Linked DNA regions of Homo sapiens: region 1 is linked to region 2. The links are chromatin loops, found by intact Hi-C in ENCODE. Cell type or tissue: CD4-positive, alpha-beta T cell. All regions are shown on one strand. Links, peaks and the distances in the headings refer to the core of each region. The heading gives the core; the rest is flanking DNA.

Region 1 (12,485 bases), core at 1,855-9,854, 55 kb after region 2:
AAAACGAATAATACTCTTAGTTTTGTAAGCCATCTTGTGCAGCTTCTTTGAATCTATTTAAAACAGAAAGCTGATACTGCTCCAATTTACTTGCATGACCAAAAGTGATGTGCGATAGATATCTTGAATATTTAAGTATCCACAAAAGATAAATGTTCAAGTCAGCTTAAAAATGCTAGAATGATTTTCTTAGTTTCATAGAGGAAAATATCATTTTCAGTCTCTAAATACTAATCCAGATTTTGGATTGTGGCCTTGTATATGTAATTTTTCCCTGCTTTCAGTATCAGATCTATATAAAGAGATCCTAGAAAACTGTATCCTATTAACTATCTTAAACATGCTCTACTGTTGGGCTAGAGAATATCTGAACTATTTGTAATCATTTGCTTCATCATAGAACTGAAAAAAATCACAAATGGGAACACTAAATTATCAGTAGAATTACTTGTGTATAAACAATTCAAATAAGACTCCTTCATCCAAACTAAATTTATTTTTCTTTTTAGCAGATATCGTGGTTTTTTGGCCACACAAAAGAAGATGAAAAGATAGACCTTAACAGAAATGGAACACAAAGCACAAGTTAATACAAATGTACAAGTATTTCCTAGTGCAAGGTGTGCCTTTTTTTAGCCATGTTCTTGAGGCACTTTAATCGCAATATTTATTAAATACTATAGTAATTATTGAAAATCTCACTTTTGAACTGGGTGTGTGCATGCACACACATGTGTGTGCGTGTGCATGTGTGTGTGTTTAAAATAATGTTTATGGCTCTGATTATTTATAGATTCTAATAATAGTTCTCAAACCCATCCAGATAAATATTCATAGAGCCTTTTAATCAGTATTGAAGAAACTAGCTAAAACACTTTTTAGCATTTTCAACCTACTAAGAGTATAGCTGAAGTACTAACTTGCTTGCCTAGTACTAAGTTAAGTGGCTTGCCCAAGGCTTACTTTTTAATGCTCTGTATATCAAAAAAAGATAGAATAAAATGACCAATGTATATGTCACCATTTTCTAATAATTTTTTACTAAAAATGTTATAAAATTGTTTTAAATTAAGTACTTACTCTCCAGCTTTATTCAGGATAGGTGCAGGACAAAGCATAGAATTAAGCTGTACACTTACTGGTTTTACACCTAGAAAATAAAATGCCACTGAATTAGTAAAGGGTTTTATGCATCTCACACAGTTTCATTAATAATATGAACAGCATGCTTCAATCAGAGTTCAAATGTGGAATACTAGATATATTAACATAAAAAAACTAAAGAAAGAGAAGTGAAAGGGAATGAAAAATGGAAAGAGATTATATGCTCCATTGACATATAGTGTTGGTAAATCATAAGTTAGGATTATTTTGACTTAGACTAAGTTCACATACCATTCTAGATACTATAAAATATATTTTCTCTTAAATTTTTTAAATATCTCAGATTTTTAAAAACAAATGCTCCGTATTATTTTAAAAGCACACTTTAGAAAAGATGAAGGAAGGTGAAAGTTAGATGTCCAAAGGAAAATGAACTTATTTCACAAGTTTAATAAAACATTTGTCTACAATAAATAAATGCATTTTATGAAGTCACATACTTAAATCGCCCTTGTAACTTTAATAAAATATGAAAAAAATGATTTAGACTAAAATATGCAGAAAAGTTACTTAGTCAAACTGATCATTCTAGAATCTAAAAGAGGAAAATACCAATTTCACTTATTTGAGGATTTACTTTAATAAACCTAATCTTATGTAGCTAAACATGAAATACGTTTATTTTATAATGAACTCAAATATGTAATCAAAAGGAGCTAGGTGAAGCTAATGCTTAGATACAAATGACTACTGAATAAAAATAAAATTATCTTGTCCTACTCAATTGTGGAACCTACTATGAAGAGAGTTTGTAAATTTTTGCCTTACTAAAATTGTGATCTTAATAGAAAAGAGAGGAATTAATTATGACATTTAGCATGCTAAGATCCTTACCATTTTAATTCAATAAACACATATTGAATAGGTACTGTGTGTATGGCCAAAGCTGTGTTAATTGGAGTGTTTATACTCAGATAAACAGCAAAATGGCAGATGAATCTAAAAAAATAACTCTACCAGAGTTTACAAAGTTATAAAATCTGCTTTACAATATAAATTTTGAAGGGCAAATAATAATTAATAAGGAAAAACATTTATATAGATACTCAAGATGCTCAGAAAACTAAGGTCTATTTAAGAGGGAGGGTTTTTTCAGAATGAAAACAAAAACGTACTCTTGGCTTTTTTAAAAGTCAAAGGTAGGGAAAATTAAAACTCAATTCAATAAATACGAAAATTATCAACCAAAACTATGCTGGGTGAGAATTTGAGATGCAAAAATCTATAAGGCAAAAAAAGACTATCTTCAATAAATTAACAAATTATTGGGAAATTAGATAAAGAAAACAAGTGACAAAAAAAAAGAAAGAAAAAAAGGAACAAGTAGGAGAGAAGCTGAAGATAATTAGATTTTAAGGCAGGTGTGACAAGAAAGAAGCCTGAGGAAAGAAGCAATTAAATCATGTGTTTGATGTAGTAGGTACAGAGTACAGTCAGGAAAAGTGGGTTCAAATATCAGCTCTGTCCATTATTAGCTGTGTAACCACATGCAAGTAATTTCATTCTTTTAGCCACAAACCATCATCTGTTCAATGAGGGAAGTTAGGACAGGGTCCAGCATTTATTAAGTTATAAACAAATGTTGCCATTATTAAATAACTATTAAATAATTATCACTACTATTTGTATTATCATTCAGACTTCATTTCTTTCTTCTTAGATTAAAAAATATGTCAGTTAGTTTTCGTTGGAGAAAAAAAGAAAACATTTGATGCTGATGTGCTTTGCAGAGATTAAGACAACACTGAGATTACTGGGGACCTACTCGTTGTATATGTTTCATTTACAGTGTAAGTGCAGAGAACACTGCCATTCCGACTGCCCAGCATGAATCCTCTTCCACTTAAGACAATCTGAAATTCCTCTAGAAGTAAAAGGAAAAATAAACATTTAATCACTGCTTTACCAAAAAAATAAAAAACACAAGCTGAAATGAAAGTATTAAGGTGCAAAGAATAATTTTTTTCATACTATTCAGTTAACTAATAGCAATGAAGACATAGCTCTATATTTCCAACTGTGCTGGCTTTCCCAGACCCTCTAGGTAAATGTAGTGAAGATACCATTCACTGCCACATGGGGATGCATTATTTTATTTTCTAAACAAAGTGATTCCCAGTAGTGACCAAGGTATAGAACAGAAGCATTAACAGTCATTCCCAGACAGATACTATACAAACCTCCTCAACTTCTATCCTTAGGAAAATACCAGGGGGAAAAAACTTTGTTTTTCCCTACTCTCAGGTATTAAAGTTTGGGAATGTAAATAAAACTAATTATGTACGTTTTTTAGTTCTTCGAAAAGTCGTATGTAGTACTTTCTTTAATCTATGCCTGTTCCATACAGAATTCTTCTTTAACCACTTCTTCACCTTACTAATCCTGATTCATTTTCTATTTCAAACCTATAAATAATCAAAAGATCACGTATTTTGAATTACTAATAATCGATGGCCAGTCACAAAAGTTGATTTAACTTATTGTACCATTATTTATAGTAGAAGCAAGCACTAAAACTTGTTAGAGAGTGAGAGAATAGGCTGGAATGAAAGTTAACTGATCAAATATCTTGACAGACAATGCATGTTTACTGCTAAGCTGCAAGATAGTATACTAACTATTTTAATAGTGATTAACGCTTATTTAAAAGGTAAATTGAAGCACAAATAAAATTTTAAATAGTTTATTTGAGCAGAAGATTCTTGAATTAGACAGATCCAAATCAGAAGAGGTTTGGCAGCTTTACCAAGGGAATACAAGGGGGAGGCTTTTATAGAACCAACGTGGAAGTAAACCAAAGAAAGTATTTGACGGGTTATAGTTACACAGTTGCCTTGTTTGGTCTATCCTGTGGAAAGTCCCTAGTTATATAAGTTTGTTGGTTGTTTTTGATTGGTTGCACTTAAATTCTATTTTTCTTAATGTAGGCATTGACAATAAATAGTTCAAATTAAATTCCAATTATATTTGTAAATCAAATAAGGTTAAGGCTACTTACGAGGCCTAAGTGTTTTTGCCTGCTTAAGGCTTCTTCAGGCCTGTTCTCTATTTTAATTTAACATTACCAGTCCTCTAAAACTTCTCATATCTAACATAATACAAGTATAATATAGTCATTAACTATGCAAGAAACTACTGCCAACCCACTTTTCATTTACTATGTTATGAAAGGAATTTCACTTGCAAGTTAAAATAAAGTGCAGGTAAAATGTGATTCGGTAAGAGTATGGGCATTCAAGTCAGACAGGAAAGGGTCAAACAGGGTAATTACTAGTAGCAAGTACTGAACCTGTCTCTGCCTCAGCTTCCCCATCTGTAAACCAGGGATGTATAAAACTTTCAATAGTGTTGTTATAAGGATTAGGTAAAATTATAAATGCAAACAACCCAGTATACCCTCAGCACAAAATTGGAGTTTAATAAACAACAGCTACTATTTTAATATTATTTTTCCATTTATTTTTCTTTGTTATCTCTAGAAATGTATTAACCTTCACTGTTAGGGAAGATAATCCTTCCCTGGGAAGTTCAGATGCACTACTTTCCTTAAACATCTCCATATTCATTCATTAGGGAATCTAGAAGATGCAGAATGTGAGACCATGCACAACTGGCTGAGAGGCTCTATGGTACATTACACAACATATTTTCTCCCCCACCAGACCCAATATTTTTCCTTTTTAAAGTAAAGTCAGGTTAAAATGAACTGTAGGTCAGGCTTGAAAAAGAAACAAAATAGGCCAGAGAGAATCACACTCTGTCTGGGCAAGGATGGCTGGGAGGTGTGAAAACCTGAGTATGTGCTTAGCACCAGCTGATAAAGCCACCTGCTTCCTTCCTGCAATCCGTCCATAAGTCACTTCCTTATGTGCCCTGAGCTGGCAGATTCTGTACTTTGTCCAGGTCATCAAAGCATGGAGCTCAAAGTCTACATATACCTGACTGTTTGTATAATCAGACAAAAGAAACAATTTCATATTTTATTTTATTTGCCATAGGAAAGGTCTCAAGCGTGAACTAAATATACAGAAGATTCTAAAAGCCTGTCACACAATATGCTCATTATTTAAAATAACATTCCAATCTTAAAAATTTGAATTTAAAATAGAAATATTTCAAGGAATTATTTAAAAATTCTTACACAAAAAAGATGCCAAAAAAGTTAATTTTGCTATTCTTTTTCCAACATGAGTTTCATATCATATATTTTAGCTAGGAAAAAAATACAATTTCTTACATGGTATTTTTAAATTCTAAACACTTACCCCCCACACAGACACTTGAGGGCTGCAATTCTAGGATTTCAGTACATGACTGAGCTAGTATCTAAAAAAGAAAAAAAAAAAAGATTACCAAGCTATAGATCTAAAATTACAATGTGAAGTAAATTATAAGATTAGTAATAACCTTGAGGTCTTCTCCATACTTCAATAGATCTCAGAGAAAATCTATTAACTATAGCGTGTACAGCTACCAAGTTCTTAGGAAACTTCTGCACTGTATTTCAGGGTATATTTTAAGATTATGTACTGTAGGATCCTTATTTGATTAAAGTAAATTCAGATAAGCACAGGAAAAGTGAGCATTGTCTCAAAGTCTGATAACCTTGGGTATGAATAGATAACTAAAATTTCCTGCTGCCATAAAATCTATGTTGACTTTCCCAATCAAGCAAAAACAAGATAACAAATCAGACCCCCTGTTTAGTAATGCTGTTATGTTTTCTGTTCAGAAGACCAATATAATATCAATAAAAAAGCACTGCTGACTGGGTGCGGTGGTTCAAAATAATATCAATAAAAAAGCACTTCTGACTGTGCACAGTGGCTCATGCCTATAATCGCAGCCGTTTGGGAGGCCGAGGCAGAGGGATCACTTGGGGTCAGGAGTTCAAGACCAGCCTGGCCAACATAGTGAATCCTGTCTCTACTAAAAATACAAAAAATGAGCCAGGTATGGTGGCTCGCGCCTGTAATCCCAGCTACTCGGGAGGCTGAGGCAGGAGAATCGCTTTAACACAGCAATGAGCCAAGGTCATGCCACTTCACTCCAGCCTGGACGACAGAGCAAGCCTCCGTCTCAAACAAATAAATAAATTAAAATTAAAATTAAAAAGCACTTCTCTTTATTGGACAGTGGCATTTCTATCCCATTTCTCAGGCTTAATTCCTGTGGGTGCTAGTCCCTCTTACTTGCATAAAAAATTACAATTGCAGAACATAGACTCCTTATATGAGCCAATATTCTTTTTAAAAACACAGACTCCATACTCAAGCATTCCCAGAACACAGGAACAGAACTGCTCTTCTTAGCTTGTTCTGAGAAACAGAAACCACCACACAAGGGACAAGGCTACAACTGAAAAACAATGATGAAATACGCTGCTCCTCATGGACAACAATCCTGTCTTTATTTTTAGAACTGCTCTGCACTATATTATCAGTCAGACAAATTCCAGATGATCTCCAGAATTCCTTTCTTGACATTCCTTTCTTGGCAGAAGTTGAAGACAGATTATTTACAGCAGTTTCTAGCATCTCCTTTTCATAACTAGAATAGGAAGTAAGGACTGTAGCAGGAAATAGACATGCTTTCTGTGCTTTCTTTAATAACAGCAAAACTATAAGTTCTCAGCCCCTAAAATCAACTGTGTCAAATCATGGAACTTTGTTGCTGAATATACATCTCTGAAAAGAGGGAAAATTTGTACTTTTTAAGATAACTTTCCAATAAACTCAACTTTTCACATAGTGATTGAGGATTTTGTGATTAGAAAACAAACCTCGTAAAATTTTATATCTGAGAAACTGCAGATGAGGCCCATTTAAATCCAGAAATGACCAAAGAGATTCCATAGGCACTCAAAGACCTTTCTGCACCCAAATACCTCCTCTTGGTCTGCTACTTTATCTACAATAACCAACATTCACTTTTATGGATTCAAGAATTAAGAACTCTTGTTAAAGGTTAATGTGCCCTCTTGGAAGGGTAGTATTTCAAATCACTAACATCTTTAAAAATTTGGACATAATTCAGATAACAAGACTCTGAAGGAAATAGAATAGAAAAGATTTGCAAAGGAATATGAAGCTGAAAAGGTTCCAACTAACAAAAATGGACATTATAGCTATAGCTTTGGCCAATCTGAGATAACAGTGACAACAGTGAACCATCAAAATGGAAGGTTAAAGGAAAACACAAAACCCCCAAATCTATTTTGTCTGTCATCAGTCCTGAAGGAATTTATCTTAAAACAGATCTTATTAAGGAGACTAATTGCATCTTTCAGTTTATAATCTCTTTAGTTATTTAGCCACAGCTTTATCAGTATTACTGAAAAAATATTTCAAGTACTCAGGAAAATTATGAGGCACTTAAAGATTACATCTATTGGCAATAGAAACCATTTCTCTGCAATTCCTCAGAATAAAGTAAATCAAAAAATTACAAAAGGATTTTCTAAAGATCATGTCAAAAAACATGCATCCGGAATGACTTCAGTGAATTTGTAACTTTATATTTGTTTTCTCTCTTCTATCAGCACTGACCATAAGTCAATCAGATTTCATAATATTTAAGATAATTGTGCATATGTTGACTTGGTCTTTTAATTTGATCCAATCCATCAAAACATTTCTAAATAAATGAGAATTCCAATAGCAATATCAAATAAGCAATTCTCCTAAGGAGATCTCTTTAAGGCTGAAGAACAAACACCCTCCAGGACTGCTGGTGATCTACATCTTTGGAGCCAGGCCCTGTATATCCCCTATAAGGTATTTTAATTTTAAAGAAGAGGTTCAGGATGATTCAACAATTTATGTTCTATTAAAGTCTGAGTTTAAAGAAATCAAGTTAAATTAAGCAGAGATTAAGGATAGCTAATGTTAGATATATCCTGCAGTAAACAGTATAGCTTACATTTGCTAATAACAATACATTTACATTAATTCAATATTCATAATTATTTTAATAAAATAAGTTTTTCTAAAAATAATATAATTGAATGGAAAAGTGACTCAGGTAACACATTCATTGAAAAGCAAATAGTGAGAGCACAAGTCATAACATTGGTATCACAATCTAATGTTATCTAATTGAATTTCCATGGCATATGCTCCTCTCTAAAGTTTGTTTTATTTATAAAAAAAAACTGTTTGGACCTTAAATTATATTATTAGTGCATAACTCAACTCTTCTACTAGAAAACAAACTTTTTGAGGAAAGAAATGAGATTGAATTATACTATACAGCACATTCAGGGCCTTACACATTGTTTTGTGCCTTCGGTACAACCAATAAATGCTTAAGGAATAAACATTGAACACATAAATTAATGAGGATATTAAAAAGTCTTATTAACAAACCAACAATCATATTAGGACACAGATGAGTCAGGATAAAGTTAATTTATGTGATGAGGCATCTATTTCTTCCATAAATTATGAATGTTGGAAATCCAGAAATCTATAATTTGAAACAAACTTCACCAAAACCATTTCCAAATGAAAAATAGAGAGGAGGGAGAAGAGTAAGAAGAGAATTTATGCATTTTTAGAAAATAAAATTTGTTCTAAATTTGTTCTTTTCCATCTAGAGTTTACCATGTTCCAATATTAAGAAAGCAACAACTAGAAATCAAAATAATTTGATGTCTGAATGCAAATAGTTTGCACCATAAGTTTTTTTGAACAGTTTTACAAAAACAAGTTAATAGTCTATTCTCACCAAGTAATTATACAAATTGAAATGTTCAAGATATCAAAATGGGTGAACAGACACTTCTCAAAAGAAGACATACAAGTGGCCAACAAACATACAAAAAAATGCACAACGTTGCTAATCACTAGAGAAATGCAAATTAAAACCAAAATGAGATACCATCTCACATCAATCAGAATGGCTATTATTAAAAAGTCGAAAACCAACAAATGCTGGTGAGGTTGTGGAAAAAAGGGAATGTTTATACACTGCTAGTGGTAATATGAGTTTAGCCACTGTGGAAAGCAGTTTGGAGATTTCTCAAAGAACTTAAAACTGTTATTTGACCCAGCAATCCCATTACAGGATACATATCCAAAAGAAAATAAATTCTTCCACCAAAAAGCAATCATGTGTTCATCGCAGCACTGTTCACAGCAAAGCCATGGAATCAACCTAGGTGCTCCTCAACAGTGGACTGGATGAAGAAAATGTGGCACATAGAAACCATGGAATAAAACACAGCCATAAAAATGAATGAAATATTGTTCTTTGAGGCAACATGAACGCAGCTGGAGACCATTATCCTAAGTGAATTAATGCAAGAAAATAAAACCAAAGACTGCACGTTCTCACTTATAAGTGGGAGCTAAATATTGGGTACTCATGGACGTAAAGATGGGAACAGTAGACACTGAAGACTACTAGATAGGGGAGGAAGGAAGAGAGATGAGGGTTGAAAAACCAGCTATTGGGTACTATGTTCAGTACCTGGGTGATGGGATCAACTGGACCCAAAACCTCAGTATCATGCAATACACCTAGGTGACAAACCTGCACAACCTGCACATGTACCTCCTGAATCTAAAATAAAAATTGAAAGGAAAGAAAAAATAGAATAAACCAAAATGAGTCTATTATATTAAAACTGTCATCTCTAAACAACTGACAAGGAGGAGAAACATTCTAAACACTCCAGTTAATTTTTGCCAAATTAAATAATATTACTGACTGAACATTGGATCAGGTGTCCCATCCACAATAAATGGCAAATTATCTTTAATACTTTGCAACTCCATCATTGGTACAAGAGAGAAAATTGTAAGGACTTTCCCTCTAATATATGCTGTCATCATTATGTTTCAATAGTAAAAGAAAATAGTTTCTACTAAATATAGCCTTAGCTGATATTAGAGAGAGCTAACAGCACCATAGACCAATAGATCAAATTTAAAGATAAATCAAGTGCTTAATAAATCTAGGGTATGTTAAGTCATGCACACACTAAATGCAAAATTTCATCATTTGATATTTTGGGGGATATATACGCATGCATAGACACACACACACACACATACACACACACACACACACATATTGGCAAAGAACCTGATATCACCATGAAAAAGTATACTATCGAAGCATCTGTTCACCCAAAAAGTAATATTAGTATTAAGGAGTATTTACAAATAAAAAAATTATATACCTTATTACCTAATCCCTAGTTTTAAGTCCTCAAACATTAATATAGATAACAAAAAGTCAAATTTTCTAAATTAAGTACAAGTATCAGTAGTCCAAAATTCAAAAGAATTTCTAACATGATAATAGTTAACCATTCATTGGGCACTTATGTTCCAGCAACTATGCTAAGTGCTTTTTATGAATTTTTTTCAGCTAATCCTCATAAGTCTAATAAACAAATATTTTTATCCATGTTTTATTGATGAGGAAACTGGGGCTTAGAAAGATTTTTTTAACTGCCCTAGAAGAATTAGCTCTTAACTAGGTTGTCCCCAGGTTTTATTGAGTCCAAACCCCATTCTTCTAGCCAGCACCTTCCACCACCCTCCAGGTTTGTGATGGATAATCTAACCATTACAAAATCTAACTCTTAACAAACTAGTGAAATGTATCTGCCTGTTTTGTCTGGACTCCTGTAATGCTACCAAAAACAATCTAAAATCTGGCTTATTCCTTATCCTCGAAAGTATATCACTAAGCTTTTGCTTTTATTTGTTAGGATCTTCTTTCCTTTTTTCTCAAAATTTTTTTTTAATTTTAATTTTAAGTTCTGGGGTACATGTGCAGGATGTTCAGATTTGTTACATACGTCAACATGTGCCATGGTGGTTTGCTGCACCCATCAACCTGTCACCTAGGTATTAAGCCCGGCACACATTAGCTATTTTTCCTAATGTTCTCTCTCTCCCCACCCCACCCTCAACAGGCCCCAGTGTGTCTTGTTCCCCACCCTGTGTCCATGTGACCTCACAATTCAGCTCCCGCTTGTAAGTGAGGACATGCAGTGTTTGGTTTTATGTTCCTGCATTAGTTCGCTGAGGATAATGGCTTCCAGCTCCATCCATGTCCTTGCAAAGGACATGATCTCATTCCTTTTTATGGCTGCAGAGTATTCCATGGTGTATATGTACTACATTCTGTTAATCAAGTCTATCATTGATGGGCAACTGGGTTGATTCCATGCCTTTGCTATTGTGAATAGTGCTGCAATAAACATACGCATGCATGTATCTTTGTAATAGAATGTATGTTTGTTTTAAAATTCCTAATGCCATTGACTTTGGATTTAAAATGTTTAATCATTCTATGAATTAGTAACTTATAAGATAGCCAAATACTTAGGGCCCTCTCTCTTATTATTATGTTTCTTTCTTGTCTTACTGTATTAATGCTTTCTATCTCAAATTTGTTTTGCACAGATAAAAATACATAGTTTTTACTTCTCAGCATCATTCAGAACCTAAAAGACAAAAGAGGCCATACTAGAACAACAAGCTACCACAAGCCCTAACTCTGGTTTTCGAAGACAACAGGCACTTAGAAAACTGCAAAACTCCGTTTATAAAAATTAAATTTGTTATATGATCTTAGAACACATTTTCTTTACTAACTATGTGAATGACATCTAGGTTTCATAGTTCTAAAATTTTAGAATTTACCTGAGTTGGGAGCAGAAATGTGAGGCAGAAGTTTGGGGGTGTTTTTCTTTCTTTCTCTATACTTTTTCTGGACATGGAGAAGACATTGGGTACATTTTTCATATGGAATGTTAGCCTTTGGTCCTCTCCCCCTCACTGTCTCACCTAGGTTGCTAGACACACACAGTTACTTCTTTTCTAAATATGCTCTCTATATAGGTTTCCTTTATCTCCCAAAATACTCCATTTTATTGTACCTATTCTTATCTCATGAACTCATTCATACTTTATATTGAATGTGAATATGTGAATTGATAATATTGTAAACTCAAAGTGATGTTTGTTAAGCTATGAAAAATAACTGTGCATGGAAATTCAGGCAGTCTAACAATTTTAAAGCAAGAAATGCAAGCAGCATGAGGGAAAATCTAAAATGGGATCCCAACATCGCAAAAACAGGTCTACCTATAAGGCCAATTTCTCTGTTTTTCCTTTTCTTAGTTTCTTTCCCTCTTATATTTGTGAATCACAGGGTCTCTAAAACCTTTTTAACCGATGGTTGTTCTCAGAGGGCACAGAATAGGCAGAAATAAAGGTATGAACTTCCAGGAGGAATCCGTCTAGGCAAAATAGCTATTGGTATACACAATACTATCTGTAAGACTTGTGCTGATAGTC
Region 2 (12,485 bases), core at 1,691-9,690:
GGATGGTCTCGATCTCCTGACCTCGTGATCCGCCCGCCTCGGCTTCCCAAAGTGCTGGGATTACAGGCGTGAGCCACCGCGCCCGGCCCTCAAATCGCATTTAAAAAAAAAATCCCCTGAAGTTGAAGTTCATTAAGTTTATTCCCTTGTTAAAACAGAGGAATGATCATGTTGACACACAGTGAAAACAATTCTAATGAGGTAGGAGGCAGTACTGGATTCTGGAGGTGAGGCTTGGACACCAGACCTAATTGATGATTAACTAAAACAGGGATGGGGCAAAAACACTTTCCCATAAGACACACTGACCAGGGTGCCATGTCAGTTTGCCATTGCCATGGCAACACCCAGAAGTTACCACCACTTTCCATGACAATGACCCGATGACCCGGAAGTTGTCACACCTTTTCTAGAAATGTCTGCATGATCCACCCCTTAATTTTCATATAATTAAAAGTGGGTATCAATATGACTACAGAACTGCCTCTGAGCTGCTCCTCTGAGCACGATGCCTATAGGGTAGCCCTGCTCCACAGGGAGTAGTACCTCTGCTGCTGCTATGCACTGTCGCTTCAACAAAAGTTGCTAACACCTCTGGCTTACCCTTGAATTCTTTTCTGGATGAAGCCAGGAACCTTCCTGGGCTAAGCTCCAATTTGGGAGCCTTCCTGCCCTGCATCAGATTCCTTCTTAGATGAAGTTAAGAACTCTCCCAGGCTAACCTTCAATTTTAGGGCTCACCTGCCCTGCATCACTACTATTATGAACTGTACTGTCTCTGAACCAAACCTATCCATTGTTACATATGAAAAGGTTTTAATCAATTTTTCTTACATCAATACAATGGGAAATAGTACTACTATATTACTGAAATTACAAAACTAGAGTAATTGTAGCCATATTTCCAAAACAAAAATATAGCCTCAGACAGGCTTCCCTGGTGGGGAAAAAATATATACATATCCATATGTGTGTATGTGTGTGTGTTTATCACTATCACAGATTTTTATAATGCTTTATAACTTTAAAGACACTTTTACGTAATAGTCAAGAAATTCGATTACATCAACTGTTGAAGGCAGGGAACATATTTATATCTATAAAACAGATTCTGAGGCCTTTGCCCTAGGCCTTATTGCTACTAAATGCTACTAAATGCTAGAGAAGGACTTCAGCTACTAACTCCCAGTCTGTTGGAACATTTTGTCTTCAAAGTCAAGGGCTGATGCAATGATTGTGCTTATTAAAGTATGTGTACAAATGACCAGAATTGTAAAGAATTTCTTGAAAAGGGAATGGTGTAAAAATGTAGTTTGAAGATGCATTCTAACAATAGGTAATTTATAGACAATTCTATGTAATAGAAATCTACACTTGACAGTATTTCCTTCCTCAAGTGCAATAGGGCTTTAAAATCATTTTTTATTACTATTTCCCTGCCTCCATTATACTGACTCAAGCAGTTAGCTCTTTCTCAATACATTCCCATATACAAACCTCATCTCCTTCCTGAGGTCGCATCAAAGAAACCCGGTCATACTGCCGCCTCAACAAAGCCCAGAGAGCATCAAGACGACCCTAAGGGAAAATGAGATTTGTGAATTCCCAGAGAATGTACTCAATCTCTATGTACTGAATAAATGAAGACATAAAACGAAGAAAGTAAAATCTTCTTTACCCTCATTTCTTTCATAAGGTAAACTAATAAGTAATAAAAACCTAGAGGTTCTTATTGCCAAGAAAGTATTCAGCTGTTAAGAGTGTACAATGAATATCTGCAATTTCATCTACCCTCTTTCAAGTAGCTGGGGGGATGTGGTACAAAAAAAGTTACAATGTCTCCAGAAGTTTTGAGTTAAATTACACAAAATCTGGACACATACCTTAATTGGGGTGTACCATTTTGTCTGAGGAGGCTGGTGTGTGGGTTTGGGTCGAGGTGGTCTAGGCCTGATGGGTTCCTCTGTTTCTTCAGGAATCTTCACCACAGCATTTTTGGCTTTCTCTAGCCTTGCACCTTCCTCAGTAGATCCTTTATCACCCCAACGAACCTGTAAAACAAAGGGAGAGTACTGTTATCAGACATAAAGTGTCCTAGAGGAACAGGCTCTTATTGAGCCTATGGTCCTTTAGTTCACATCTCAGAGTGAAAAAGAAGATGAGCAGGTATCCTAATTCCTAATTTCTCCTCTTCAGAGGCTAAATAGGTTTCTCACCACTCCTGACTGTATTTAATATTAAGATCCAAAAAAAAAAAAAACCCTTTGTAAAAAAATCTGGAGCCAACTAAATTTGAAGCAACCATTTTTCCATAGTTTTAAATAAAGAGTCCATTTGTGGTTTACATATGAAATGCATGACAGTGTGTAATTTTGTTCTCTAATTTGGTTTGTTCCCCTGCTAGCTAAACACATACCCATATGTAGTGATGACACTGGAAGAAATATATGAAAATGACGATAGTTAGCATTTACTGAGTGATTACTATGTGTCAGTCTGCATTTAATCCATACAAAAATGCAGTGAGATAGAGACTCTATTTTCTTCTTTCCAGATGAGGCACAGGGAGGTTAAGTGATATGCCCAAAGCCAGCTAGTAAGTGACAGGGCAGGGATTCGAACATGGATTGAAATGGGTTAATAAGTTTCCAATTGGTTAGAATTTTACAAATGTATTTTATACAAAAGAGTTGCTTCTTCCAAACTTTTCATCACATCTGATTAAGGCAAAAAGTATGATCTGAACATTTAGTTTTTGAAAGTAAAATAATTATATATGAGTTTTCTTTACTTTTATAGTTCTAAGTAATATAGTGTTCAGCCTTTAGTTCCCAAGCTCATCTGAGTATGGTTGTGTGGCATATGATTTTTTTCATTGAGGAGGTCAAATCTGAAAAGACTGCTTTGAAAAGAAAAGTTCAGGAACCCTAGAGAATTCCACAAATTATAGCAAATTTCCTCCTCTGAAAATTCTTGACATTGAAAAACCATAAGATCAAATGATTGTTTTATTTTTCAATAGACAGAAATTAAGAGCAAATGATTGTTGTATTTTTCAATAGACAGAAATTAAGAGCTAAATTTGAGTCAAACTGGGCATGTAAAAATAGGATGCAGCCCCTGGAGAAGAGCTTGTCCAACCAGGAGTAGTGGAAAGCCCTACAAAAACCAAGGACATCACCAAAAATGGGCGAGGTCAGAGGAGTGAAGCTCTAAAAACCTATAATAAGAGCTACCGAGGGCACACTATGACACATCAGAGTTAAGTGATTTCTAAAAAGAAAAAAAAAAATCCTAAGACTTCCTAAAGCATTTTAATGATCTGAATTAGTGGGTAGGGATAGAGAAGATTACTATTCATGGAAAGAACTATTCAGTCTTTTTGATAAGGCTTACTTAGATGTTTTTACCTTTTTTTACTACAATTTTAGAATGGGCTTTCAATTTCAAGTGGGCCCTGTTGAGTCATTAAAATGTATCTATATCTTTCAGTGTGATCAATGATACTAGAATGTTTTTATGAGGTTGTTAAAATTGTTTTAAACACCACTAAACCTTTAGAGCTAGATAGTTGGCTTTCTTTCCAGAGAAATGACCTTCTCTTTCCAATCACAGTGTCATCACCTGGATAAACTAACACTTATAAAATCTTTAGATATAGCTAAATTGTATTAAAAACTCTAAAATCAGGACACATATCCTTGCAGTTGTAAAGGCTCAATTTTAAGGAAAAAAAAGATACACAATTAAGTAAAGACACAAATGTCTTAACTTAGAGAAGTCATTCAGGGTAGAAAGAGAAGTAGATACAATTTAGATCCATTCAGAAATGATAGGCTTTAGAATAGACAGCTCTCTCGCCTATGTTTCACAGTTGATATTGCAGAGGTAATGATAATCATATTCTTCTTTCAAGTTTCACTGGCACTATTCTCAGATTAAAAAAATATATATATGAAGCTAGTTAAACTAGAGTTCTGACCCAATGTGGCATTTCTAGGTACTACACTATCAAATGACTATACTTGAGAAATATAGTTGCTGAGATCTAAAGAAGATCCATTAAAGAAATTCATTAGTTTTAGTTCATGAGGGAGCTATTTAATCATCATCAACATCATCACCACCACAAACACCACCACAAACAATTCTCACTTACTCAAAGTCTGAAACTAGAAATTATTACAGTTTTCAAACTCTTAAAAACAATTAAATATACATATATATGTGTATGTGTATGTATGCATAAATTTTAATGTTTTAGTTTGACCACATTGAGACAGTTAAAAAGGACAAAAGAATAACAACAATAGACTGCTAAAGGAAGCCTTAGCAGAATTAATATATCAGGCTTTATTATGGAAAAAAATAAGTGTAAGCTTGATAGCTAAATTCTTCCAACTCCACTTGGCTTTCATTATAAGCAATAAAATTCCATAATTTCCAGAGCATATTTGGATGACTAGAAGGTTATATCATTGAGGAGCAATTTCAGAATCGAGAAAAGAAACAAAAACAGTTTCACACTGAATTGGCAGAAACACACATTTGAAGTCATTAGGTATTGTGGATCAGTTGTGCTAACAGCTGTTATTAACATCATCTCCGTTCCAGCTTTCTAAAAATTCCCATTACCATAGTGTTTAAATATTTAATTTAAAGAAGAAGGAAGAAAAAAATTCTAGGTAAAAATCCCTATGCTGGCTTAAAATAACCTTAGCTATAAAAATGTGTTCTGTAATTCACATGTGCTCATAATTTCTATAATTCCTTTTACTTTTCCTAGTTTAAGGGCTTTAAAAAAAAAAAAAAAAAAAAAGAGAAGTACCTTCCAGGTTTGAATAAGCATGCTTTTAAAACAAATTTTGTTTGCACAGTGGCACCTGCCTGTAGCCCCAGCTACATGAGAGAATCGAGAGAATCGCTTGAGCTCAGGGGTTCAAGACCAGCCAGGGCAACATAATGAGAACTCCCCATCATCCACTCCAGATTTCTTAAAAAATAAATAGATAAATGAAACATTTCCATCTCCACATTTAAATAAATTAATGTTTGAAAATGTTTAATGATGCTTAATTCTCAGTTCAATTTTTACTGTGTATTTTTATATACAGGTTGAGTATAGTTCAAAAATCTAAAATTCAAAATGCTCTAAAACCTGAAACCCATGAAGTGCCAACTTAACAGCATAAGAGGAAAACTCCAAACCTGACCTCATCTGATGGGTCACAGTTGACACTTTGTTTCATGCACAAAATTATTTTAAAACATTGTATATTTTAAAATTCATTTATGCTTGTATATTACGTTTGTGTATTTATGGTATATTTTAAATTCATTTATGTTTGACGCACACCTTATATACATATTCTTCTTATGTGTGTATAAGGTGTGTGTCAAACATATTCCTCTTATGTGTATAGGGTATATATCAAACAAAAATAAATTTGATGTTTAAACTTGGCTCCCCTCCCCAAGATATCATATTAAGTATGTGCAAATGTCCTGAAATCTGAAAAAAATCCAAAATCTAAAACACTTTTAGTTCCAATCATTTCAGATAAGGGATACTCAACGTGTATCGTGTTTCCCCTTTGTAACATCCACACTTGCTTTTCCATTTTTTTCTTCATTCTCATTCTCATTTCCATCTTGTTGATGGAATACTCCATGCAAGGTAGCCAAAATTATCCAAAACTAAAATGGACCCAGATTTATTACAAGTTGGCTGCGGTTTTTCGTCACAAATTTTGTTCAACTGAAAAGGATGTGTGGGCAACATAATTTCACATATTGAGAGTTAAAAACTCTTGAAACTTGAATTATAGGTTAGTTAGGGATGTGTGTATGCTCTTGGCTCTCATAAATATAAACCAATAATGTTCCTTTTAACTCAGGACCCATTCAGGGGCTCACTCACACATTTCCTTTCCTTTAAAAAGAGATCTCAATCTTTGGAACACTGGAATATTGAACTAACAAAAATCTGACATATTCCTAGTTTTTTAAAGCAAGAATATTATTTATTCAATTAAGGCTCACATACTAATATCCTTACTTTATTATCATGCCATATTTTACATGAGTGAATTTCAAAATGGCATTAAGTTTATTATTCTGAATATGAAGTAGTACATGCTCACTGTCAAATACATTTAAACAATAGGGAAATATATAGCATAGATTGAAAATTGTCCATCCAGAGAAACCTACTCACATTTTTGGTATATTCTATCAAGCCTTTTTTCCCCGTTATATAGATCTTTTTACACACACATTTTGGAATGAGATGAAATCAAATAAAAATAAGTTGTTACAGATCGTATTTGGATATTTGATTGTAACACTTTTATTTCGAAGTGTATGTTTTATACATATAGGAACATCCTATATACTTTCTTCCCACCTTTCCAAGTCTAGAATGACACAACAAAGGTAAGAAAGGAAAATAACCTTCCTTCTGTGTCAAACAACAAGAACTTGCCTAGCCATGCTCTCTTATATTGTTTGCTATTCTCAGTTTCTAGCACACAAAAATACATGCAATAACTTCTCCAAAGAACAGCTTAACTGCATCTAGCAACTGTTTATAATCATGGATAATTGGCAATGAGGTATCTGCCTCAGAGGATATTTCAACAATAAAGGGCAAGCTCTCAGGGAAAATGTCCATTGCTTCAAGATCTAATGTGGTCCAGAAAAGTAAGAATCACTGTCAGATGACCTATATAAACACTTTGCTAATGACAACCATGTTCAGTATGTCTGGGCTTTTTCTGAAGAAGAGTAAAATTTATTCTGAAAAGGGGAAACTCTCCTTGGGAATCTGAATTTTATTGTAATGTATAAAAGGAGAAAATTGCAATAATTGTGGGGTTGTTCATTAGGTTATCAATTTTTGCTGGCACAAAGCAGATATGACAATAGGAAACGTGCAACAATGGTAAAATGCATAAAACACATTCTAATCAGAAGGAAAATTATGACTAAAAAGGAAGGAATGCCAGAATTTAATAATAAAGTCAATGTGTTCATGAAAAAATCCCTTGAATTGCTCCTTGGGATGGGATGCAGGCCTGTTTATACTGTTGTTAAGAGCTCAGTGCTGGTAATAATTGCTTATTACTAAATAATATATCACTTTGAAAAAATAGTTCATGGTGATAATAAAATCTTATTTGACTTTTAAGATATAATATTAAAGTTCAATTTTAATCAACACTTTGGGCTAGTCTGAAAGTTCAATGCATTCTATAAATGATATATAATATCAATTACAATAGTTCATAAGTGGCAACTAACATAAAGTATTAAATGTGCTTCCTCTATATTTGTGATAAAGTCAGATCCACGCTATTGAATATTTTAACATTTTCTTCTCAAATAGTAGATAACTATTGGATCTTTACAAAGAAGAACATTGTTGCAACTTGAAGTGGCTGGCTTCTTCAAAGTTGACGTTCTATGCGGTAATTTTTTCCAAAATAAGAAAAACCCTAGCTTTGTTTTGTCCCTTAGAATTCAGAGGTCTTATCAATGCAATCCTTTGACTAATGAAACCAGTTCTTCTAGGCCAGTTTTGCAGCGGCTAGGATGATTCCATAGAAAAAAAAATGTATCCAGAAAAGACCCAGTGTTAAGCACAAATGGATGATATTATAATATTGAATTGTGAAAAGTAGTTTCTATGGCTTAATAGCCCTAGAAATACATACTCCAGATTAGCAGCTTCTATTTTTTTTTAAGATACCAACCTCCATTCTTTTAATTCCTCCAACCCCTCGACCACCATAATAGGAAGCATCCACAGTTGGCCACTTTTTAGTAGGCAAAGGTTCTTCTTCCTCCTGTGGAAATATGTTTTATAAATAGTTTTTAATTAATTTCTTAAAATACTGTTTAGTCGGAACTGGCTCATATTTAAATATTTTTCTGAATTATGTCATTACTATGGAAAAAACTATGTATAGAACATGTGGATATATTTACACTTACATGCATAAATTTCAAGTGGAGTTCTACAGGATATGAGAACTCCTTTCCCTCCTCAAATTTCAGGAATCTCTCTTACATCATCCCTAGGTAACTAGAAGTTGTTCTTTAACTATGGGAATCATTTGGTATTTCAAATCTATTCATCACTTCATACTTAGAAAGATAAAATATTAAATTAGGACAGCATTTTAACAGTCATTAAAGCATCAATGTGTGTGTAGGTTTGGACTCTATGAAATTTGAACTGAAAAGATAGGCAGTTGAGAAGCTTTGAAAATATACAACACCAGCACATTCCTTATTTCATGTTCCTAACATGATTCTGGTTAACAGAATCATATAAAAGCACCAAGAATTTTGAAGAAAGTAATAGGATCTTTCAACTGTCAGCTTGGATGTTTTTTGTCAATAACATAAGTGATATCAGAACTGTTGATATAGTACTATAAAAGTATATTAAATCTTTATGTACTATTGATTCCAATGGCCAGTTTATATCTAGTAATGTATGAAGTTCCCATTCCTCTAGCACATGAAATAAATCATAAGAGGATGAAAAATAACCACTGATTTGTATAAATTAAAAAGTCAGTACATAGGTATCATAGTTATCTAACAGACAAAATTGATTAAATTTGGGCATGGTATCTGCATTTGGAAAAAAAAAACAGCCATATCAGTTTTTTAGGCACTCACTTACCTCTTTTGGTGCAGGGGCGGGTGGTGGTGGAGGATCCTTAATAACCTGTCAAAAAAAATCAAATATAAAAATTTCTATGGCATAGAGAGGAGATAGTAAGGATGTGTAAAAATAATTTGATACATAAAATACTGTGGTAGCTCCAAAGAAGTCCCTCACTGAAGCTTGCCACCCAATATTTATGCCCCTCTCTTTGAATCTTGGATTGCCTGTAACTAGCTTTCGGCAAATAGAAAAAGGTTGAAGTGGGCCAGGTGCGGTCGCTCATGCCTGTAATCCCAGCACTTTGGGAAGCCGAGGGGGGCGGATCACGAGGTCAGCAGATCGAGACCATCCTGGCTAACACGGTGAAACCCCGTCTCTACTAAAAATACAAAAAAAATTAGCCGGGCGTGGTGGCGGGAGCCTGTAGTCCCAGCTACTTGCGAGGCTGAGGCAGGAGAATGGCGTGAACCCGGGAGGCAGAGCTTGCAGTGTGCCGAGATCGTGCCACCGGACTCCAGCCTGGGCGACAGAGAGAGACTCTGTCTCAAAAAAAAAAGAAAAAGAAAAAGAAAGAAAAAAAAGAAAAAGGTAGAAGTGGTACTATGTGACTTCTCAGGCTAGGTCAAAAGAACTTAATTTTCCCTGACATCCGTGGAACACTCACTGTTGAGGAACACTGCTGTCAGGTCAGAAATCCACCCCAAGACCATCAAGCTGTGAGGAAACCCAAACTAACCTAGGCTGGGTGGTGAGACAGAGACACCAGCTGATCCCCAGCTATTTCAGCCATTCGAGAGGAGATATGGGACATATAAGAGAAAAGTCCATCTTGGACACTCAGGCACACCAAGCTTCCAGATGACTCCGGCCAAACTGGCACCTGACTGTAACCACAATGAGACTCCAACTGAGAGTCTCCTAACTCAGCCCGTAAGGATACAAACTGTTGCTTGAAGCTGCTTGTAACAAATCAGCTTCTTAGCCAAGACCCCTTTCCTGTGATGCCTTACTCATGAAATCTTTCACAGTTAATTCTTTTTTTTTTTTTTTTTTTTGAGACGGAGTTTCACTCTTGTTTCCCAGGCTGGAGTGCAATGGCATGACCTCAGCTCACTGCAACCTCCACCTCCCGGGTTCAAGCGATTCTCCTATCTCAGCATCTGGAGTAGCTGGGATTACAGGCGCCCGCCACCACGCCTGGCTAATTTTTTTGTATTTTTGGTAAAGACGGGGTTTCACCATATTGGCCAGGCTGGTCTCAAATTCCTGATCTCGGGTGATCCACCCGCCTCGGCCCCCCAATACAGTTAATTCTTCACGTGAATAGAATGGGGCTTAATTTGAAATGACCTTTACTGGTATTGGGCTATCTGGATATTCACACCATCGTGATGGAAAATCTTTGACCAAGTGTCAATGGCTTCAGCTACTTCAGGTACAAATCAAAGTCTCTATACTAAGAGGGAAAACTGAAAATGTTCCAGCTTGATGTCATCTAATGTCAAATGTGTCAACTATGCTATTAAATTTTCAAAGGTTTAAAACAATAGCAACTTTGAAAATGTGGTTCCACTTTTACCTCATCAAAGAATTATTTTTAATGTGTAGTATATTACTATGATCATGGATATATATTTAAAGACTGTTTGTCTTTTAAAGGTATGTACAAATATTTCCAGGTGAAATGATATGATTTTGATATTTTCATCAAAATAATTTGGGCGTTGGGACTTGGATATGGGTACAGATAAAGAAAGATTGACAATAATGCTCCACCACTGCATACACACCAGTGGCTCCCCGCTGCCCTGTTGGTTTTCATTTGTCTGCACCTCACACCATCGCCCCACTAGTGTGCACTCTCTGGTGGCCCCCTACTTCAAGACATTCTCCTGTGGCACCCTGCCCCCACAACCAGAGCACTTTTGTCAACAGCCCCCATCAGAGTGTTTTGCCAGCAGTCTGGGAACACCCCAGTCCTTCCAGTGCAGAAAGTGTTTGACCTCGAGAGGTCAAAGAACAAAGCCATATGCCCAGTCCCAGTCCCCAAGGCATTAGCATGAAGCTCAGGAGTGCTAAGCTGAGGCTTGGCCTCCTGAAAGCATCCAGAAATGAAGTCAATCAACTAAACACAATTTATACTGCCTTCAAACCCTCAAGAACATCAAAGAATATAAAAGCAAATAGCTTCATCCAAAGGACAGCAATGTCAAAAAGTAAAGGAAAATCAGTGAACACAGATGAGAAAGAACCAGCACAAGAATTCTGGCAACTCTAAAAGCCAGAGTGTCTTCTTACCTCCACAAACTATCTCAATAACTCCCCCAGAAATGAAATGTCTGAAATGACAGACACAGAATCAGAATCTGGATGGCGGAGAAGCCCAGTGAGATACAGGAGAAGGTTGAAACCCAATCCAAGGAAACTAATAAAACGATAGAAGAGCTGGAAAATGACATTGCCATTTTAAGAAAAAAAAAAAAAAAATTGAACTTCCGGAAATTAAAAATTTGCTATAAGACTTTTATAATGCAATCGGAAGCATTAATTACAAAATAGATGAAGCTGAGAAAAGAATCTCAAAACTCAAAGACTGCTCCTTTGAATCAATGCAGGCAAAAAAAAATTAAGAATTTTTAAAAATGAAAAAACAAACCTCCAGGAAATATGGGATTATGTAAGAAGATCAAACCTATGACTCACTGGCATTTCTGAAAGAGATAGAGAACAAGCAACTTGGAAAACATATTTGAGGATATTGTCCACACAAATTTCCCCAACCTCACTACACAGGTAGGCATGCACATTCAGGAAATTCAGAGAATCTTTAAAATATACTAGAAAAGATAAGATATCTAGTCATCAGATTCTCCAAAGTCAACGCAAAGGAAAGAAATGTTAAAGGCAGCTACAGAGAAGGGCCAGGTTAAGTACAAAAGGAATCCCATCAGGCCAACAGTGAAACTTTCAGCAGAAACTTTACAAGTCAAAAGAGATTGGCGGCCTATATTCTGCAACTTTAAAGAAAAGAAACTTCAACCAAGAATTTCATATCCAACCAAACTAAGCTTCATAAGTGAAGGGGGAATAAAATCATTTTCAAACAAGCAAATGCTAAGGGAATCCATTACTATCAGTTATGTTTACAAGAGGTCCTAAAGGGAGCACTAAACATGGAAATGTAAGACCTGCCACCACAAAAACACACTTAAGTACATATCACATTGGTACTATAAAGCAACTATACAATCAAGTCTATATAACAACTAGCTAAGAACATGACAAGATCAAATCTTCACGTATCAATATTGACCTTGAAGATAAATGGGCTAAGTGTCCAACTTAAAAGGTACAGAGTGGCAAGTTGGATACAGAAGCAAAACCCAACTATACACTATATTCAAGAAATTCATCTCACATAAATTTTATATATATATATATATATATATATATATATATATATATATATATATATGTAGGCTGAAAGTAAAGGAATAGAGAACGATCACTCAAGCAAACAGAAAACAAAAAAATAAGAGGGGTTGCAATTCTTATTTCAGACAATACAGACTTTAAATCAGCAATGATCAAAAAAGACAAAGAGCATTGCATAATGATAAAAGTTTCCATTCAACAAGAAGACTTAACTCTCCTAAATACATACACTCCCAAATTGGAGATCCTAGATTCATAAAACAAGTTCTTAGAGACCTATGAAGAAGCTTAGATAACCACACAATAATAATGGGAGACTTCAACACTCCACTGACAGTATTGGACAGATCATTGAAGCAGAAAACTAACA

Evidence for each region. Peaks named below come from ENCODE experiments on the same cell type or tissue, not always from the same donor. Only the 100,000 strongest peaks of a DNase experiment are listed, where the experiment ranks them.
Region 1: a loop joins it to region 2, with 2.2 times the contacts of the local background. A loop is called at or near these places in 2 of 110 quality-filtered maps.

What each region holds. Positions count from the first base shown.
Region 1 is chr4:80,030,543-80,043,027 of GRCh38, forward strand. It overlaps ANTXR2 (ANTXR cell adhesion molecule 2), which reads right to left. Exons shown (of 17, transcript NM_058172.6): 8 at 5,430-5,490; 9 at 2,930-3,028; 10 at 1,081-1,150. Among named protein-coding and RNA genes, the nearest start is that of ANTXR2, 36 kb to the right of the region's middle. In CD4-positive, alpha-beta T cell, for the core only: no CTCF peak of the experiment used is centred there; a DNase peak (open chromatin) is centred at 4,989; H3K27ac peaks cover 1,548 bases.
Region 2 is chr4:79,976,124-79,988,608 of GRCh38, forward strand. It overlaps ANTXR2 (ANTXR cell adhesion molecule 2), which reads right to left. Exons shown (of 17, transcript NM_058172.6): 13 at 8,696-8,740; 14 at 7,755-7,847; 15 at 1,884-2,051; 16 at 1,498-1,578. Among named protein-coding and RNA genes, the nearest start is that of ANTXR2, 91 kb to the right of the region's middle. In CD4-positive, alpha-beta T cell, for the core only: no CTCF peak of the experiment used is centred there; no DNase peak of the experiment used is centred there.